2 separate regions of the Homo sapiens genome follow, and region 2 is linked to region 1. The links are chromatin loops, found by intact Hi-C in ENCODE. Cell type or tissue: PC-9. All regions are shown on one strand. Region 1 overlaps OOEP-AS1 (OOEP antisense RNA 1). Region 2 overlaps C6orf147 (chromosome 6 open reading frame 147).

Region 1 (2,500 bases):
AACATTTTGATACTGTGTTCTCACGTGGTGAGGAAAGATATCTAAAACGGTAATTCCAGGTAACACGAATATTTTTAGTTCTGTATTTTATTTATTATTATACTTTAAGTTTTATGGTACATGTGCACAACGTGCAGGTTTGTTACATATGTATACATGTGCCATGTTGGTGTGCTGCACCCATTAACTCGTCATTTAACATTAGGTATATCTCCTAATGCTATCCCTTCCCCCCTCCCCCCACCCCACAACAGTCCCCGGTGTGTGATGTTCCCCTTCCTGTGTCCATGTGTTCTCATTGTTCAATTCCCACCTATGAGTTCTGTTATTTTAAATTTTTTCACAACATAGAGCAAAATGAGTTGCTTTTTTAGACCTGTGACAGCCTAAGCCTAAGCCTTTTGCGATAAAAAGCGGTGGAATCTATTATCCTAAATCCCAACTTGGTTAGAAAACCATTCACTAAGCAAGTAGAAATTGGATATGCCTGCGGGCCTTTCAAGTTCGTTCTACCACCTACTTTTCCCCACCAAAAAAAAAGATAAAAAGGTGGAGTTCACGCCCAATTTTGACCTGAAGGCAGAAAATTTCCACAAGCTTGCATTTTTGCCTCGGGTGTGACCTGAGGGAGTTGACCGCCAGTTCCGGAGTAGGGCGGGGACTTCTGCTCCTGGGGTAGAAGCTGAATCAGTCGCCCCAGGTCCTCGGTGCCATTTCCCTCCGGCAAGCCTCAACCTCAGGAGGGAAGCCCTGGCCTTTCTCCTCCGCCTGCCAGGCGGTTTCTTCTGTCCGAAGCCTCTGGCTTCCTCAAAGCTCCCGGGTCTGCATTGGTGCTAAGTGGCCTGCCGTCTCGACGTAGCTCCCCTGGATAGCGACGCGCCAGAGCACCGCCCCAGGTTCCAGCTCGCGTCGCGGCTTCGCATTTGCACCGCTGCGGGATCCCTGAGCGAGTACCCCCAATGTGGGTTTGGCGGAGCTAGGAGAAGGAACGGTCCCTCTACCCTCCGAGAACTTATTCCTCCGACTCCGCCAGGCAAGGAGCCACACTCTCCCACAAGGAGGCAGCAAACACCGCACCCTTGGCTCTCGGAGCAGCAGGCGCTGATTTTGGAAAATCCGCTCCTTAAGTTTTCACTTACCACCTGGACTAGAGAAGGTGGCAATATCTTATACTGGGCACTTACAACCTGCCAGACTCATTTAATTCTTAGAAAACTCCTGTGAGATGGATGTGGGTATCCCCATTTCACGATGAAGAAACCGAAGTCAGAGGAGCCCAGTACTTGGGAACCCAAGTGGAGGTGATGCCAAAGCTGAGCATTTTCTGTTCTGCCACTTTGCCTCTCAGGAACCCATGGGTGCAGTTCCCAGGAGGAAGGGGATTCCAGCCTCCAGCTGCCATCCCTTTTTCAAGAAAAAAGCTACGGTTACTGGCATTAGGATAAATAACTTTGGCTTTAAGATGATCTTAGAATTAACGTGTTCACTGCATACATTTGGAAAAATAAAAATAAAAGTATTACCCAGAGATAAATTTGGTCCTTCTGAGTTTTCTTCTAGGCAAACTTTTGAGATTTTACTATTCAATTTTGCACTCTGACTTTTCCCCTTAAATTTTATAATAAACATCCATGTTGTTAGACATATAATTTTTTGTTATACATTCTTCGCTGTTTATAATTTGTATTTTCATTTCACTTTGGGGGAGGGGGAGGCATAAGGATTTTTTTTCTCACGAAAAGAAATTTTAATTCCATTGTTGTCAGGCCCAGTGCGGTGTCTCACGCCTGTAATCCCAGCACTTTGGGAGGCCGAGGCGGACAGATCACCTGAGATCAGGAGTTTGGCACCAGCCTGGCCAACATGGCGAAATCTGTCTCTACTGAAAATACAAAAATTAGCTTGGTGTGGTGCCGCATGCCTGTCGTCCCAGGTAATCGGATGGCTGAGGCACTGAGGCATGAGAATCGCTGGAACACAGGAGGCGGAAGTTGCAGGTCAGCCCAGATTGCGCTACTGCACTCCAGCATGGGCAACAGAGCAAGACCCTGTCTCAGAATAAGTAAAATAAAATTCTAATGTTGTCAGAACTATCATCGTTCCCTTATGGTGGCAGCCTTTGGAGCCATGATTTAGAAGGGTCTGTTTTTACCCTCAAATTATATAAACATTAATACAAAAAATTAGCCAGGCTTGGTGGCACGTACCTGTAGTCCCAGCTACTCGGGAGGCTGAGGCAGGAGAATCATTTGAACCCAGGAGGTGGAGGTTGCAGTGAGCCAACACCACGCCACTACACTCCAGCCTGGGAGACAGAGTGAGACTCCGTCTCAATCAATCAATCAATAGAATAAATAATTATATAAACATGAATACTCACATTAATCCAGCACTGATTTTATTTTTATATTATTTTATTTTGTTTTTGAGATGGAGTTTTGCTCTTGTCACTCAGGCTGGAGTGCAGTGGTGCTATCTCGGCTCACTGCAACCTCCGCCT
Region 2 (2,500 bases), 100 kb after region 1:
GCCTCTCAGGTTCAAGTGATTCTCCTGCCTCGGCCTCCCGAGTAACTGAGATTACAGGTGCAAGCTACCATGCCCAGCTAATTTTCACGATTTTTAGTAGAGACAGGGTTTCACCATGTTCGTCAGGCTGGTCTCAAACTCCTGACCTCAAATGATCCTCCTGCCTCAGCCTCCCAAAGTGCTGGGATTGTAGACGTGAGCCACCATGCTCTGCCCCATCTGGTTCTTTAAAATTATATATTGCTCTTTGTCATAACACATTCTGCATGCTCATCTTTGTAATTATTTTTAGAGAATAGAAGAGGTGTGGCTCTCAGTGCTTAGTTGATCAATGAAAAGTTGGTTTGTTAGTGATACCATCCATTATCTCAGGTATAAATGAGGGAATCAGGTCTCTTTATCATCAGGTCCCTCTTTTTCTTCAGAGTTCTGAATTTTCATATATTTCAAGAAAAGAAGTCCTCAAGAGCAGTGAATCTGAGAAATTAATGTGATTAGTATCTAATTATCACCAATATCATCTTATGTAAACTATATAGAGACTTTTTTGGAGTTCTGAATTTTTCCTTTACTGACTTAAAAAAACCCCACACAAACGAGTGAATCCATTTAGGACCAAGCAAGGAAAAGTAGCTCTTATTCCCTGACACACTGTGGTATGGTTTGGCAGCAGGATAAGGCTGGGAATGGGTGTAGAGTTCTCACTGGCTACACAGATGGGTTCTAAGTCTTGCCTTGCGGAGTTGACAGTTTTGCTGAATCATGTGGATAGATAAGTTTAATAGTTTTCCCCTTTGTCCTTTCCCTTCCTAAATGTGATTATTTATAGGAAATGTGCTTTGGAAACTAGCATAAAGGAGAAAAAAGGCCTTTCCAGTTTGTCTTTTAAAGAACAAGCTGGGGATGGAGTTAAGATAAGATTGAGCTCCATCTGGTGGCTAACTTTGATCAGTTCTTGGAACTAGGAACTGACCAAAATCTGGAAAGCCTGATTCTTCTAAAAATAGAAAATGGGGGAGGGATAGCATTGGGAGATATACCTAATGCTAGATGACACATTAGTGGGTGCAGCGCACCAGCATGGCACATGTATACATATGTAACTAACCTGCACAATATGCACATGTACCCTAAAACTTAGAGTATAATAAAAAAAAAAAAAAAAGAAAAAAAAGAAAATGGGCCGGGCACAGTGACTCAGGCCTGTAATCCCAGCACTTCGGGAGGCCGAGGCAGGCAGATCACCTGATGTCAGGAGTTTGAGACCAGCCTGGCCAACATGGCGAAACCCTGTCTCTACTAAAAAAATACAAAAATTAGCTGAGCATGGTGGCAGGTGCCTGTAATCTCAGCTACTTGGGAGGCTGAGGCAGGAGAATTGCTTGAACCCGGGAGGCAGAGGTTGCAGTGAGCTGAGATCGTGCCACTGCACTCCAGCCTGGGCTACAGAGCTGGATTCCATCTTAAAAAAAAAAAAAAAGAAGAGTCATGATAAGCATGAATAAGGCATAGAGGCCAAATCAGCAGAGTCAACCTGCGGTCTCTGGTAGGACTGGTGGAATTTTTGCCAAGACTTTAAAAGATGATGAATAAAAAGTAACATTGTCTTTCTATGGCAAAACAAACTCTATGGAAATTTAAAGAGTGGGATATTTATAATGCAAAGTAACAGACACGCTGGGTGGCTCACACTTGTAATCCCAACACTTTGGGAGGCTGAGGTGGGCAGATCACCTGAGGTCAGCAGTTCGAGACTAGCCTGGCCAACATGGTGAAACCCCATCTCTACTAAAAATACAAAAATTAGCAAAGTGTGGTGGCATGCGCCAGTAATCCTAGCTACTTGGGAGGCTGAGGCAGGAGAATCGCTTGAACCCAGGAGGCAGAGGTTGCAGGGAGCCGAGATTGCGCCACTGCATTCCAGCCTGGGTGACAAGAGCGAAACTCCATCTAAAAAAAAAGCAAAGTAACAGACACAAAACTTCACAGGCAATCCTTTAATCTTTTCAAGATTCAAAGAAGGTCAGGAAGGGTGGATAAGCCTGATATCCCAAGAGAAAGGGCAGCTTTAAGAGCATACCTGGAGTTTGAGCCTGGCAGGTGAGGCTGCTATCAATCCAGCAATGTTGTAATCATCCAACAGATTCTTCTTGCCTGCTGCACAGGGAAATCCAATTCACTGAGACAGCATTGTGGTAGTAAAGAAATAGTTTAATTTAATTAATGCAAGGCCAGCCAAGCAGAGAGACAGGAGTTTAAGATTACTAAAATCTGCCTCCCTGAGAGCTCAGAGGCCAGAGTTTTTATAGATAATTTGGTGGGCAGGGGGCTAGGGAATGGTTGAAGATGAAATCTTAGGGGTGTGGAAAATGGTCCTTGTGCACTAAGCCCACCTCTGGGTGGGGACCACAGGACTGGCTGAGTCAGGAGTCATGGGCCCCGGTAGGGTATGTCAGTTGCCAGAATGCAAAAGTTTGAAAAACAATTCAAAAGATCAATC

The links. Hi-C counts contacts between places; a loop is a spot of excess contacts. Peaks named below come from ENCODE experiments on the same cell type or tissue, not always from the same donor. Only the 100,000 strongest peaks of a DNase experiment are listed, where the experiment ranks them.
Region 2: it touches region 1 in a loop (5-fold over the local background); 17 of 110 quality-filtered maps call a loop at or near these places.

What each region holds. Positions count from the first base shown.
Region 1 is chr6:73,387,442-73,389,941 of GRCh38, reverse strand. It overlaps OOEP-AS1 (OOEP antisense RNA 1), which reads right to left. Exons shown (of 2, transcript NR_174946.1): 2 at 2,225-2,305. It also overlaps a transcript of OOEP not described here. Among named protein-coding and RNA genes, the nearest start is that of DDX43, 6.1 kb to the left of the region's middle. In PC-9, CTCF peaks have their summits at 867 and 1,076 (motif pointing right); DNase peaks (open chromatin) are centred at 631 and 1,031; H3K4me3 peaks cover 1,392 bases; H3K27ac peaks cover 1,596 bases.
Region 2 is chr6:73,284,315-73,286,814 of GRCh38, reverse strand. All of the region lies in intron 3 of C6orf147 (chromosome 6 open reading frame 147), which reads left to right. All of the region lies in intron 2 of LOC122539213 (KHDC1-KHDC1L), which reads left to right. It also overlaps a transcript of KHDC1 not described here and the pseudogene KHDC1-AS1. Among named protein-coding and RNA genes, the nearest start is that of KHDC1, 22 kb to the right of the region's middle. In PC-9, a CTCF peak has its summit at 956 (motif pointing left); no DNase peak of the experiment used is centred here.